Regions from separate parts of the Mus musculus genome. Here region 1 is linked to region 2. A link is a loop called in an ENCODE intact Hi-C map of the cell type or tissue named here. Cell type or tissue: left cerebral cortex. All regions are shown on one strand. Each heading gives the region's core, and the rest is flanking DNA. Links, peaks and the distances in the headings are about the cores only.

Region 1 (7,919 bases), core at 2,478-6,477, 410 kb after region 2:
TTATTTTGGTTTTTTGGTTTTTCGAGACAGGGTTTCCCTGTATAGCCCTGGCTGTCCAGGAACTCACTTTGTAGACCTCGAACTCAGAAATCCGCCTGCCTCTGCCTCCAGAGTGCTGGGATTAAAGGTGTGCGCCACCACGCCCGGCTCTAAATCCTTTTTAGCCCTTAGGTCCTATAACAGGTTATGAGACAGACCACAAATAGAGGTCTGTTTTGCCCAGGAAACAATGAGGTCTAAAAATTCAAAAACATTTAGTCTAGTTCTCCCAAGGAGGAGTCAAAAAAGACAAAGCTACAAGTCAAAACCATGGGTAGTTTGTGTTGGTTACTTTGTCAATTTGACACAAACTACAGCCACAAGAGAGAACCTAAATTGAGAAAAGGTCCCCATAAGATTATCCTATATGCAAGCCTGTAGGGTACTTTCTTGATAGATGATTGATGTGGAAGGACCCATCCCACTATGGGTGATGCCGTCTCCAGCAGGTGGTCTTGCATATATAAGAAAGTAACTGAGCAAGCCAGGAACAAGCCAGCATCCCTGTGGGCTCTGCTTCGGTGCCTGGTTACATTTTCTATCTTGACTTTCCTTTATGACAGACTACAACTATAAGCTGAAATAAATCCTTTCCTGTCCAAATTACCTTTAGTGATGTTTATTTGTTTAAATCACAGCAACAGAAATATAACTAGGACAATAGTCCCATGGCTCCTGATCTGAGGGTTCTTCTCTAGTCCCTAGTCTACACCTTCTGTTTTTCTCTGAAGTTGGTATCCAATCATACCCAAATCATCTGGAGTGCTGTCTCCTATGTATACTGATTGTCCCTTAAAAGCTAAAAATCTAGGCTGGTGAGATGGCTCAGTGGGTAAGAGCACCCGACTGCTCTTCTGAAGGTCCGAAGTTCAAATCCCAGCAACCACATGGTGGCTCACAACCATCCGTAATGAGATCTGACTCCCTCTTCTGGAGGGTCTGAAGACAGCTACAGTGTACTTACATGTAATAAATAAATAAATAAATAAATCTTTAAAAAAAAAAAAGCTAAAAATCTTAGAAACCTCAGCACTTAGCAAAGGAACTGATACATGAATGACATATTTTGATTAACTGAAAATACGAATTACCAGTTAAACTTGTTTAATCTCAAAAACTGGCAAATCCTACTCAATAACTAAATTTAAATACATGTAATTTCTGTTTTTTGTTTTAAATGGTATAAAATTATTTAACAATTGTATAAGAAACTGAAACTGGGGGGTTGGGGGATTAGTAGCTAAGAGCACCGGATTTTGCAGAAGACCCAAGTTTAGTTCCTAGAACCAACATGCTGGCTCATTAACCATCCACAAAACTCTGGTTTTAGAGGCTCTGAAGCCTGGGATGCCTTGATCTCCAAGGGCCCCAGGCATGCTCATGCTATATGCATACATTCAGGCAAAACACTCTTGCACATAAAATAAATCTGGAAGGGAGGGAGGGAGGGGAACTAGGGTAGGGCAAGGATGGTCGTTTAGAGGTAGAACACTTAAAGAGAATCCACAGCCAGCACAAGGTCCCAAGTTCAGTCCTGACCAGGAAAAAAATCCCAAGGGGGCAGTAATCACCAAAAGCTGACTGTAAGCCCTCCAATCTGAAGTCTTTCTCAAAAAGCCAGGGATGGACAGATACAGGTTATCTTCCATGCTCTCTAAAAATTACTACTAAAATGTTAACTAGTAACTTTCTAGAATTCATACTAGTCTCAGTCAAATTCTGTTATAAATGAAATTTCTATCAACAGAGCTGTTCTTTGAGAAAGGAGCTATGTTGTCCAGACTGGCCTCCTCCAAGGGCTGAGATCAGCAGTCCCCCTGCCTCAGCCTCCCAAGTTGTCAGAGGCATGTTCCACTGCCCCCCTTTCATAGAAAATAATTTCTAGGGAAGGGATGTAGTTCAGACCATGTAGGTAGGGTGCCAAGGCCCCGGGTGCCATCCTCATTGCCAAATACACCAAAGTGTAATATGATTTCCACCACAGAAACCAGAAATGGTTTCTAAGGTGATCTAAATGCAAACACATGTAAGAAGCCTCGGTCTCTCCACCAGTTTTCACCCCCCCCCCATCTCTTCCTTCATGAATGTAAGATGGACATTCTGGATGTCTCACCTCTCTATACACGAAAGGAAGACGTTTTTTCCAAGACCACCCCCAAAAATCAGTGTTCATTCTCTTGGGAATAATGTTACCTTCAGTGAGTGTATGATGTACTTAGACTATTTACTGAGTCAAGGTGAGATAGTCAACTGTAGAAGCAAAAGTTTTAAACTGCACCTGTTGACACCAAGTGGACAGTTTCTCTAGTAAAGCATGTAAACCAAACACAACTCACTAAGGCTAAATTAACTTTACAACGGACATGTAATTTGGCTTAGAGTGCTACTTGGTTAGCGGGTGCAAGGCCTGGGTTAAATCCCCAGCACCATCAAAACACTAAAATGAAGGACAATAACATGCTAGTAAGATTCTACCATTCTCTATTGCTCTATCTCATGTATGAATGCCTGTGTGCATGTGTATGCATGTGTGAATGTGGCTGTACCAATTTGTGCAATTACAGAACCAACCTCAAAGTTCAGCCCTTGCTTTCTACCACCCAGATTTTGCTACATTTATTTGTATGTTTGTTCATCATACAGGAGACACATACACACACACACACACACACACACACACACACACACACACACTACTTCATTGTAGGTCAGAGCACAACTTGCAGGAGTCAGTTCAGCCAAGCCATCTTCAACTGGACTCCTTGAGACAGGGTCTTTGTTGTTCACTGTTGCACACACCAGGCTAGTTAGCCTGGAAGCTTCCAGGAATTCTGCTGTCTCCAGCACCCATACTGATTCAAGAGCCCTGGAATTACAGAAGGGCCTTGATGAGACCCAGTTTATGAGAGTTCTGGCTACCCAAACTGAGATCCTCTACCAGCACCCCTGGGACATCTCCCCTGTCAATCTAATGTTTATGAAACAAGAAGAAAAATATTCTGTTTTCTTTTTAAGTCTGTGTGTGTGTTAGTGCATGCCACATTATAACACTATAGTGTATACACAAGGTTACATTGCAATACTGTAGTACGCCAACAGGTTGCAATCTTTACAGCTTATTTTTCATATAGGCTCTAAATTTTATATTTGGCTTAAAGAGATGAAAATTCAAACCCTTCAAAAATATCAAAAGAATATAGTTAGTATTAGAAAAGAAATTACAAAATTCAAAACTCTTGAAGCTTTTATGTGTGTTTTTTTTTTAATTACTACAAACTTTTAACACACCTTGAAATTCTAAAACTGAGCTCAATAACTATCTGGCTTATAGGTTTAAGAATAGCACTATTTTACATTAACTTCATAGAGGTAAAATGTTTACAAAACAGTTATACATCTTGATAAATACTGTGTTCTAAACATTATTTCAAAATGAACAAATTTTGGGGGACAGTGTGAAAACAACAAAGTCAGTTTCATCTTTTAAACTTCCTAAGTCTTGCCACACAGCCTGCCATCTCAGTCTTGGGGAGGCAGAGAGGAGAGGATCACCAGTTCAAGAAGACTTCAGATTCAAGAACTGCCAGGAAATTTGAGGCATGCCAAATACCATCTTTTCTCTAAACAAACCCACCTAATCACTACATACTATTCAAGTGTTACTGCAGTAGAGCTCTTAGGACTTTAGAAATGTATCTTTAAAGAAGATGTTACTAAAAGCTATTAAACCTTAGAAAAATCAGATGACAAAAAAAAAAAAAAAAAAAACCACACTAGAAAAAGACAGGGAGAAAACTAAAACACAACCAAACAAAACAACAACATTCAGGAGTACAGTACACACAAGAAGGCTGTTCTGAAAAGGTTTCCTTTCAGCCTCTTTTTCTTCCAAAGCCTCAGTGGAGGGCAACTGACTGGACAAGACTTAACTATAACACAAAACAATAGGAGGATACCTCAAGAAGCCATTCCAAAGCTGTCAGTAAGCCTAACATTAGGGAGACAGAGACAAGAGGACCCAGAGAGAGGTCAAGGAAACCAGCCTGGCCTTCATCAGACCCTATCTAAAACACAAGAAACAAACAAGCAATCCTATCAGGCAATGGTGGCACACCCCCTTTAGTCCCAGCACTCTGTAGGCAGAGGGAGAAGGACCTCTGTGAGTTCAAGGCCAGCCTCATCAACAGAGTTCCAGAACAGCCAGGACTACGTAGATAAACCCTGAGACTCAAAAATAAATAAGTAAATGAATGGATAAATAAGTAAATAATAAAAAGCTAAAATTCTAGGGCTTCGCAAAGACAAAGGGGGAAAGTACAGTAAAGTGTTAGCAATAAGTGCCACAAAAGTACACCCCCCCAAGCACGTGAAGTGACCATTTTCCACATTTGTGAGAATTCTGAAACTCTTGCATAGTATGTAAAGAGAAGGACGACAAAGCCTCACTTCTACTCAACAGGCCATTTTCTTTCTCCCTGTTTCTGTAGGTGTCTGTACATATGTGATCGTGTAGAGGTCGGCAGTCAACTTCAGTGTTGCCCTCAGATGCCAACCATCTTGGCTTTCAGGCGAGTCTCACACTGGTCTGGAGCTTGCTGAATGGCTAGGATGGCTGGTCCAGGAGCTTCACTCTGCATCAACCTGTGACATCACTCCCAGCTTTTCCAGAGAGAGCTGGGAAGCAAGGCCTCGTGTTTGTGTGGTAAGCACTTTAACAATCTTACCCAGCCACCAAACACTAGATTAAATTGGTCATTTAAAGTAGTCAAACTGAGGCTGGAGAGACAGCTCAGTGGTTAAGAGCACTGGCTGTTCTTCCAGAAGACCCAGGTTCAATTTTAAGTACCCACATGGAAGCTTCCAACCACCTATAACTCTAGTTTCAGGGACCTAATGCCCTCTTCTGGCCTCCTTGGATACACAAACTAGATGTACATACATACAAATATGGGGGCAAAGCATTCATACACAGAAAATAAAAATAAATAAACCTTTAAATAGGCAAGTAAATGAGATGATCAGATCTCACCTTAAGTATTTAGACCTACCACCAATAAAATAATTCAAGTTATTTAAGGGGGTCATTGTTACAGTTAGTGGTACAATATGTGTGAGACCCTTCAGTTTAGTCTTCTTAAAAAAATATTTTAATATAACTTTTTGGTTATTTATGGTCATTCTCAAGTATCCTGAAACTACTCAAGGCTTCAATGGAAAAAAACACAAATAAATAATGAAGAGAAAATATTTACTATTTGTCCTGCTCTGCCCCCAACCATCCACAGAAATCTTGCCAATTACTTAATTGGAATTCATGAGTGAACCTATCTGACATTCTAGCAGTGGCCTCTAAATATCACTCACTGACACTTCACCCAGATTAAGTACCCAGAACCTATGAATGAGCCTAGGCTTGGGCTTTTTTGTTTTTCGGTTGCTGTTGTTGTGTGTGTGTGTGTGTGTGTGTGTGTGTGTGTGTGTTTTGTTTGTTTGTTTGTTTGTTACGATTTACTTATGTATACAAATAAATACACTCCAGATACACCAGAAGAGGACATCGGATCCCATTACAGACGGTTGTGAGCCACCATGTGGTTGCTAGGAATTGAACCCTCTGGAAGAGCAGTCAGTGCTCTGAACTCCTGAGCCATCTCTCCAGCCCTTGGATGTTTTAAGAAAAGAAAAAACCTGAAAAGCTACCTCGAACCTAAAAAAATAAATAAAATAAAACAAAACTATAGTCAGGACTGAATGAGGACATGACTGTTCCTAGGTTTGAAGTAGGAAGGTTTAGTGTAGAGGGGATAAACAGGCATCTGGAAAGGTCCACTCTGAACCTGGCATGTGAGGGGGATAGGAGGCTGGAGAGAAGAAACAAGAGCCAAGAGGCTGGAGTAAGCCAGGAGACAAAGAGAGCAAGAGGCCAAGAGACCACATAGCCAAAAGGCAGGGTTATAGAGAGCAGAGCAGCTGAGGGAAGGGAGTGAAGCTCAGGGGCTGCAGAGGTTGAGGGTAGGAGGGCTGGATGAAAGTGCTAAGAAGAGTCAGGACTCTTAACAGGTATAGGCGATGCTGAGACAGGTAGCCAGTGTCTGCTCTGATAGGCACCTTGGCTAGCAGCTATACTTCCTGAGTTTGAGACCTAACAAAGACTTTAAACAAAACTCCATGTAAATAATCTGAAGCCAATGGCTTCTCATGTAGCCCAGGCTGGCCTCTGACTTTCTATGTAGGTGAAGGTGACCCTGAACTTCTGATAGGCTTGCCTCCCAAGTGGAAGTATAGGCATGATGGGCTTCCAAGCCCAGTCTGTGCAGAGGAAGGAATCAAATTCAGAACTTCATCCAAAGCACTCTATCAACCGAGCTGTATATTCCCAATCCCTAGAACCTAAGTTAATAACAAATTGAACAAAGCTTAAGTGGCTACGGAAACAGAGCCAGGAAACCAAGACTTTGTCTTTTAAAAAAAAAAAAAAAAAAAAAAGACAAGGGGACCATCCCCCAAATAGACTGGGTGATAGGTTTATAGGACTAGTCACTACTGTGTACACACTTGATGAAAGAAAAAATATGTACCTACATTTTTTTAAAAACAAGTGCCCACCCCCACATGCTACAAATTAGTGCCTGGCTGAACCTTGGCCATGACTTATGAAGTATACTTATACAAAACAACCACAACAGATGGTCTCAGTTACCTGCCATCAAAGAACTTCCATTGTTTAAAAAACAAAACAAAACAAAACTAGTTGAATGTTGTAGTAGCATTAAATTCAAAAAATTCTTCAGATTATCTTCACGGGAACCAATCACAGAAAAATAACTGGTAACAGCTTTATATTAAAAATTCAGAGTAAGGCTTCTAAAGTAAAAGGTATTTTTCCACCATTGTTTCTCAATGTGACAATACCAAAAATAATTTTTTTTGTTCCGTTGTAGCTTTACCGAGTTCTAGCATACAGAACCAAAATGCTGACCCAGGAATGTAACCTTCATTTTGTTTTTCTTGTACTTCCTAGAAATGTCTCATAATCTGTTTTGTTCCAAAGTAGGGAAGGAGGGAAGGAAAGATAAATGTGTATTACAAGAAGCCTGCTTTCAAAATCTAATTACTTCCTAAGTGAATGCTCTCTAAAATCGCATTGCCACACACTAACATCTAGCTTTTCACTCCACAACTAAAAATGAAACACACACCACCGCATTCCTCATAATAACTGTAATTAAACAGGTACTGTGCCCCTTTCACAGCCTGAGGGCCATTAAGTGTCTTCAAGCTGAATGGTATTAAGGCATCAAGAAGCACTTCCCTGGGTAGTATCTAATATCCGGGAACCACAAACAGTCCCTGGAAAAACTCAGCTCTCTACCGCTGCTAAGTCTGAGGAACTAAAAAACTGTTTTATAGGATGAACTGAGTTTTGTTCTGGTTTGTTTCTTGTCCTCCTTCCTGAATTCTGAAAACGTATTTAAAAACAAGATCCAATACCTTTCTGTCTGACTCTCAAAATGTGTTGTCTAGAGTTTCCACACTGAAACGAAACAAACTTCCGGGCCACCTCATCATACATGATTTATGAAACATCCAATCCTGCAAGTCTGCCCTTAAAAATAATCATCTTTAGAGATGGATGGGTATTAATAAAATCAATCAAACATTAACTACAGAATCCAGACATTTAAAAGACGGACACTTGCACTTTTTCAACTTATATGTGTGAAATTCCTAAATATCTGGGGTGACCTTTCCAAACGTCAGAACACAACTTAAGCCTACCTAAATCTTTGCAGTCTTTCATCAAAGCGCAAACTTGGTATTCCTCCCAGCTCTTCACAAGCCCTCCCTTAAAATGGCAAAACGGAAAGGACGACAGCAGA
Region 2 (7,919 bases), core at 2,329-6,328:
GCTCAAATAGCAAAGTGCTTTTATAGCATGAACGAGGGGCTGGATTTGCCTCTCAAACTCCCTGGAACTGGATGTGTAGTGCACACCTGTGATCAGGAGCAGGAGGGTGAGGGGTTCAAGGTCAGCCCCTGCTACATGATATCTTGTTTTGAAAAACAAAACAGAATCTATTGGATTCACACTGTATTCTGGGACCCTTTCAGGAAAAGATGGCGTCATCGACATATAGTGCGAGCATAGTGAATAATTTGTGAGCTGCGCTTGCTGGTGTAGAATTGATTTTTTTTTTCCTGCCAAAATGCATGAAAAAAGAATTAGCGCAGCAATCAATGTTTCCATAGTATAAGAGAATCAAAGTAATGAGGAATAGTATGGCTTGGCTGTCTTAATAAACCAGCATGTGCTTCATTACAGTGAGCCCAAGTCAGAGCATGTGCACACGTGGAAATACTAGACAACGCTGAAAAGACAAAGCACATTGGTCCAGGTTCCGACCTCTCATGGAACACCATTCTTAATATGTGTAAGAAGTGAAGTCCTTACATCTTGCCCTGGACACATCTTTTAGAGAGCAACTGTAGGTCTGGCTAATAAACTGTGTACTGGCCAATAAAAGATTTGGCCTGAGACCAATAAACGCTACAAAATGTTCATCAAGGTTTAAAATGAAATCTGTTACTGCCGCCATCATGTATTGGAATGTGTGAGCCTGGGCTGCTTCTTGTCTGGTGGCTCCTCAGCTGCCGAGTTTCTCCAGGCCTCCCATCGTGGCTCGCCCACGTGCCAGCCACTGGGCTTTGAGTTAAGAATGAAAGATACAAGATCCCATTCCACCCCCACCTTGGCATGGCCAACTTACTCAAACCCAGAGCATGATGGTCTGGGGGGGGGGGCGGGCAGAGCGGGGGTGAGGAGCTTAAGGACAGAAGTTTCCCATCTCAGAGGAATCCTTAAACATAGTCTGTTTTGATCCAGCAGTTACTTGTCTTTTTAAGCCCTTTCTTGGCCCGGGGATGGCACATTGCATTACCTAAGTAAATGGGAAACCAGATTCTGGTTTGAGGGTAAAATGACTCCACAGAGCCCGAGAGAAGAGAGGGAACCCACAAGCAGTTGATTAAAGCTCCTTTTCCTCCCTGGAAATGAGCTTGGACGAGCAGAGGAGGAGGAGCAATGGAAAGTATTGAAGCATCCGGTGTCTCTTGCGGAAATAGGTGGAGAAGCAAACTGGCGGGTGGATTCTGCTTCCTAAGAAAGCTTGGAGACGGACCGAATGTCAGTGCAGTCTGAGGACTGCTCCTAAAGGACATGCCATTAGCCTGTCACCAATACGTGATGGCTGAGACAATAGGTTTCTTTCTCTGTTCATCATTATTACCTGCTGTCTTAGAGTCGCTATTGCTGTGACAGAACACCATGACCAAAGCAACTTGGGGAGGACAGGGTTTATTTGGCTTTATCATCGAAGGAAGTCAGGACAGGAACTCAAACATGGCAGGAACCTGGAGGCAGGAGTTGATGCAGAGGCCATGGAGGGATGTTGCTTACTGGCTTGCTTCCCTTGGCTTACTCAACCTGTTTCTTATAGAACTCAGGACCAGGAACTCAGGGATGGCACCACCTAAAGTGAACTAGGCCCTCCCCCATTAATCTGATCTTATGGAGGCATTTTCTCAACTGGAGCTCCCTTCTTTCAGATAACTCTAACTTGTGTCAAGTTGACGTGAAACTAGCCAGCACACCAGAGTCTTTAGTTTTTCTGCACCCTACTTCCTCTTTCACACCACGCACATTTTGAACAATAAATTAAAGTGGCAACCTAGATAGACATACTAATCTGTGACTCAATATTTGACAAGAGGGCAGAGAGGATTTACATTTTGATCTTCAAACACCGGCACTGAAATGACTTCACTTGCCAGTTTTCAAATTGACAAGACTGCAAGGGCAAAACAAAATCTCCATGCATTTGATTGGACCTCATATGAGTTGAACTACTGTTGACGGAGGAACAAGAACTCTTGAAAACGTTCCTGAAAGATAGCAGATGAAAACTGATTGGAACCAGAAGCATTTTAATCAGGTCAGCAGGGCAGTGCCTGGATGAGGCAGATAACAAAAGCACCCAACTGTATATATTATGTGTAGCATGACTCACACATATATTTAATAATTCGCCCACCTTTATGCATGTGCCTCTCTCCTCTCTCTCTCTCTCTCTCTCTCTCTCTCTCTCTCTCTCTCTCTCTCTCTGTGTGTGTGTGTGTGTGTGTGTGTGTGTGTGTATGTGACATTGCAAACCTGTGGAGGCCAGTAGACAACCTGAAGTGTTAGTTTCCACCTTCCACCTTGTCTACAAGCTCTCTTTGTTGTTACTGTTTACTGTTCCTACACTAGGAAGGGGTCCAAGCTTCTTAGGATTCCCCTAGACCGTGCTTCTAATCTCACTGAAGGCACGCTTGGATTAATAATGCACTACCACGCCTGGCTTTAGTTGGGGTCCGGAGATTCAAACCCAGATCCTTACGATTGCATGGCAAGTGAGTCGTCTCCCCAACACACTAGTAGTAGCTCGCTTTGCTTTTGTTCGTGTTTTAGAGAGGCTGGCTATTTGACTGGACACCATGATGCACTGAACTTTAGAAACATCCTAAGATCTGTTTTTTGCTTCCACGTACTCCCAGCTCCTCAACTTAGCACACCTGGGAAGGGCTCTGTTGTCATGAATGAAGTGCTACTTTTGTAGCAGATGAGGAGGAAGAGGGCACCTGATGCTTGTGTTGTGAGGGATCTCAGTAGAGCCTGGAAAGGGAGAGTGTCCTTCTGACAAAAGAAACACTCTTCTTGTTGGAGCACAGAGCGGGCTGGAAGGACTGGAACCGGCTGAGTGAGAGGGAGCAATGAGAACCTTTGGAGTGGTGACCATTTGCATATTCAGTTGCGAGCTGGATGCATAGCAGCGCTGTGCCAGGTGGGGAGTACAGAGGCTTAAAAGACACAGGTGGCCTCTTCATGGCTCCTGAGATTGGGAGGGGGTGGTGGCAGCTGAGCCTGGGATCGCTGAACAAACAGATAGCACTGCATAATTGTGGGAGGATTTTTAGTGGCATCCTAATAACACCTTTCTAGGCAATGGTGCCTATTTCATTGAACACCTCCTAAGCGCTACACAGAACAATCCACTGCTCCGTTCTGCATGGTAAGGGTTTTCTCTATAGACAGGAGGAGAAGCTTTCAGGCGGTGAAGACTGCCGTTTATAATACCCAGGCCTGGATTTGTATAGACATTGATCTCTGTGGATTGGGAATTATAAACGCCAAGGAAAAGCTGAATCCAAGAACCCCAACACTTGCTGAAAATACTATCTAGAAACGCCTTGGGTCTACTCTGGTCTCTGGTGCTGAGGGACACTCCATGAGGGCTGCAGGTGACGTAGCTGCTCTTCCAAGAGAGCAGCTCTTAATGCTTTGCTGGGCAAATCTAGAGCCTAGCCATGCTCCAACGTATCCTCACCTCCCTCAAAGCAAAAGATTTCCAATTACTGTTCTGCAGAAAATGTCAAAAGCATTATTCACCAACTCATGATCCCGAGGTTTGTAATTTTTCCTATGTTTTTACCCTTATCTGCCAGCACTTGAAAAAGACCAGCTTTTTCCTCTCAAGAGAGCTTAATTTGCAGAGCCGTGCGGTCTCCCTATTATGTTCTTATCGTCCTCTCCCTGTGGTAGGCAGAATGACAAGGATGACAAAAAAAAAAAAAAAAAAAAAAAGGGAACCAAAAATATTTGAAGACTTCCTGAAAATCTGTGGGATGAAGCATCCAAAAAGCTAGAGGCTCCCGTTTTCCCAGTGACCTGGAATAAAACGAAGGGCAGTTGGCCTTAGCTCTTGAGGTTCACTCAGAAGGAGGTTCACAACGTCCAAATCCTCCATCCTGGGGCCCATGGAATTTCCTCTAGCGGCTTAATTGAAGGATTAACAGCTCTGAGGTTCTTAAGACGCAAAGAGGTTCTCTCTCCCGAGGAATGCTCATACCAAGACTATATTAAGTATCCTAAGGACCAGAGGCCAGTGGATGGATGGTTGGCTTTTCTCCGGTCTCCCTGGGCCTCCCCACCCAATCTCTGATAAGGCAATTGACATTTTTCTCCGCTATGTGCTATGTTAAGTGCTATGCAAAAGGAAATTAAACCTCCTAGCTCTAGTTCTTCCACCTAGATGGCGCCCCAAGCCCTGCCTACATGGCGTTTCTGAGCCGCAGTCTCCCTGGATCGGTTCCTCCCAGGATCCCCAGGAAGCCGGCGCACTAGGACTGCTGTTTCCCTGGGAGAGCGGTCCTCCCCGCTCAGGGGCTTGCTCGGGGGAATCCCCGCCCACCTTGTCATTCCTGCAGGGGAATCCCCGCCCCCTGGGCCTGTCACTCCGGGAAGGTAGTTCCCGCCCCTCGGATCCAGCAGAGGGAAGGAATCCCCGCCCATTCTGGAGGCTCGGAGCATCCCTGCGCTGCGCAGCGAGAAGCTCACTCCCAGCGCCAGTGCGTACTAGCGGCGGGCAGTGGGACGCGGCGGGGCGGCTGCGGCGGGCGCCCTCCAAGCGCCCCACCGATCGCAAGACGCTCGGGATCGCGCCTCCGGCGGCAACCAGCAAACCCCTGCGGCGCGGCTTCTCCCGGCAGGCGCGGCAACAGCACCGGTGGTGGTGGTGGCAGGGGCGGCGGTAGCTGCGCCGGCACCGCCGGGCGGCGCCTGAGTCTGGACGCTCCAGGAGCGGCTCGAGCCTCCGCCGATCCGCGAACAGGTGAAGAGACCTGGCGCCGCAGCCGCGACGGGGGTGGGGCTTCGGGTGGGCTAGCGGGGTAGCTGAGCTCGATAACCCCAAGACGGTGTGCGCTGGAGAAAGTTCAGTGACAATCGGGTGTGGGGATCCCAGTTCAAGCAAAGAGGCGAGTGAGGGCACCCAAGTGGGTCCCCGCGTTAGGTGGCGCAAACTCCTCTTCCTTCTAGTGGGAGGTAAGAGGGGCACAGTGGAGGAGAGAGGTTGGGCGGAGCGAGATGGAGACAGCGGGATAACCGGAGGCGCCTTGCCTGGGACGCCTAAATCGGGCCAAGAATCCTTATCCCAGTGTGTTGGTTTGTCTCTCTACCTTAGCCAGTTACTGTTTTAAGGACCATCCTCCCGCGCTTCATCTCTCGCTAACCCCCCTGCCCACTAAGTGGCGCGAGAAAGAGTCCGCATGAAGAGCAAGGGCATCTTTGGGGGTTTAATGTCATCTGCCAGGGAGATAAGGGATGTTCCAGTAGGAAAGTATTTCTTCCTGAAGTCCCCCCCCCCAAAAAAAAAACCACCTGCCCGCCTTTCCCAATGAAGCACAAGACTGAATTGTGGTGGGGGGAGCATCTAGGACCCTGGACAGAAGTTTACCAGCGGCCCTTCAGCAGCCCTGCTCTCTGCATAGCTCTTGATAAGGGACCCTGGAGTCACACCAGGTCTGGCATGTGCTGGTGGCAAACACTGGAAAGTCGGACACTGGGGCATTCCAGAGTCCAGGCATATACTGGAGATTTGGGCATTGTGGAGGCCTGAGCTGGGGCTTGCCTCTTCCATGGGTTTTGCTTGACAAGTCACAATGAAGCTCCTGAAGGTTAAGTGGTTGTGGAGTGACCAAAGAAAGTGAGTTTCTCTTGCAGACACACCCCTGAATCTTCACAGCACTTCTCTTGGGGGGGGGGGGGGGGAGGAACCTCCCACATTCATCTCTGCTCCAGGCTTGGGCGATAGGGTCTCGACTGTTTCTACTGGGTCAGCTTTTTCTGGCCCGTGCCTTCTGGGTGGGAGCCAGGTAGGTACACGCTGGCAGGTGTGGTGTGGGAGGACTGCTTGTGAGGGCGGAATAAAATCTCTCAGAGCACACCCCTGGCTGTGGGTGGTTGTTCTAGCTCCATGAATTTCTTCTTCTATTTGGATGAGCCAGGAACTGCTGCTACTATAAAAGCTACACCGTGGTGTGAGCTTGTGTGGTGTGTTACCGGGTAGGAGTAGCAGGGCTGGTAGGTGTTGGGAAAAAAATCAGAACCATGTGAGGTATATAAATGCATCCCCTTGGCATAGTTAATAACCGCCTAGAAAAAGAAAAAGGATATTGAATGGCGCTTTACATCTATCATTGAAATTGATTTTGGATGCACTTACGGCAGTTTACTATTTAAGGAAACGTATGATAATTCCTCTATTCATTTCAATCATTTGGAGCACCTGTGGTTTGCTGGGTCTAGGGCTTCCAAGGGAAGTGCACAGAGTAAAGAGACTCTGTCCCTGCTGGCAAGCGTTTCAGTGTAGCAGGAGAGATGTCTCTTTATAGCGATGATACAAGCTAGAGCCCTCTGGCTTTAGAGTAAATTCTCTATGCTTAGTGGGTGAAGGAATGAAGGTATGATTAAATTGCTAAATTTAAGTAAGTTCCAAATAAAACATCTTAGGGGTATGGAGGAGAACAAAGCCCCCTTTTCACTGTGGGGATTGTGGAGCTTTGCGGGGGTCCACCTAGAGGAGGAAGTGTATGCAGAAAGGTTGATCCTGTCTTTGGATTCTTTCATGGCACCAGAGACTGAGCTTTGACCCACATGAATCTGGTTTTCCAGACAGTTGGGAAATAGTTGGGATTTTTGAACAAGGGTCTATCACAATCAGGTATTTGCTTCCGGGAAATTCTTGTGGAAAGAACTGAGACAGGGAGAGGAGAGACGTCGAGTCTAATGAGGAGATTCTTGCAGCGCGATGGTCGAGGAGGCAGTGAAGGTCTAAGCTAGTGGATGGCAGCTTGTGAGGAAGACAGAAAAGAGTCATCAACTGTGGGGCAGGGGTGGGATTCAGAGAGCAGAGACAAAGCCCACCTGCAGGCTCTGAGCACAAGTAGTTGAGCCAAGTTAGGGAGTTTGGGGTTTTAACATCTGACAAAGCAGCAATCTGGAGAAGTCCTTTCAGACTCTCTCTCTCTCTCTCTCTCTCTCTCTCTCTCTGTGTGTGTGTGTACATGTTGGTGAGTGTGAGTGAGTATGTGACGTGCCTCAGGTGTAGCAGTGAGAGGAGCATTCTGTGGAGTCAGTTTTCTCCTTTCATCACAGGTTCCAGGGGCTAAACTCAGGTGGACGGGCTTGCATAGCGAGAACCCTTACCAACTGAGCCACTGAGCCCAGCCTTCCTTTTCTCACTACTACTTGTAAAACTTGTCAAGGCTCTGGGGATGTATGGGGTAAGCTTCAAACTGCTGAGATTTCTCTCTTGCCACATTATTCAGCACACATACACGAGAGAGAGAGAGAGAGAGAGAGAGAGAGAGAGAGAGAGAGAGAGGCACACATAGAGAGATACACATAGACACACAAAGAACATACACACAGAGAGAGATACAGAGAGGGTCACATACACACACAAAGACACATACGCACACAAATGAAAGACATGCACAGAGACAGAGATAAAGAGAAACACACACACATAGACACACAAAGAACATACCGCACAGAAAGACACACACACACACAAAAGACACGCATACACACAAAGACACACACACAATGACACACACACACACATGAGTCAAGGAACAGTCTTTCCTTAGCTGCTATGGTATCTGCCTTTCAAAGCTGTTTTCCCTGAGTCCTGAAATATCCTTTCTTCTTTGATGATCCTGACAAACCTCTTCTTCATCAAGATCCATCTAGAGGGCCTCCTTTGTGACTCTGCCACCATCCCCTGGAAGACCCTCATAGTGTCATGATGCTTCCTTCTCTGACTGCTCTCTGCAGAGTCTGCTCATCAGGCTGCCCTGGATGTACCTCCAGGACCTCCCACAATAGACCTGGAACAGTGGCCTCAGGCTAGACAATAAAAGAATCCAGAAGAACTGCCCCAGGCTGAA

Evidence for each region. Peaks named below come from ENCODE experiments on the same cell type or tissue, not always from the same donor. Only the 100,000 strongest peaks of a DNase experiment are listed, where the experiment ranks them.
Region 1: it touches region 2 in a loop (2.9-fold over the local background); 1 of 42 quality-filtered maps calls a loop at or near these places.

Annotation. Positions count from the first base shown.
Region 1 is chr15:12,322,557-12,330,475 of GRCm38, reverse strand. All of the region lies in intron 1 of Golph3 (golgi phosphoprotein 3), which reads right to left. Among named protein-coding and RNA genes, the nearest start is that of Golph3, 5.0 kb to the right of the region's middle. In left cerebral cortex, for the core only: CTCF peaks have their summits at 3,130 and 4,926 (motif pointing left); no DNase peak of the experiment used is centred there.
Region 2 is chr15:12,736,496-12,744,414 of GRCm38, reverse strand. Pdzd2 (PDZ domain containing 2) reads left to right here and starts at 4,523. Exons shown (of 26, transcript NM_001081064.2): 1 at 4,523-4,798. In left cerebral cortex, for the core only: a CTCF peak has its summit at 4,244; DNase peaks (open chromatin) are centred at 2,948, 4,366, 5,023 and 5,949; H3K4me3 peaks cover 2,554 bases; H3K27ac peaks cover 1,273 bases.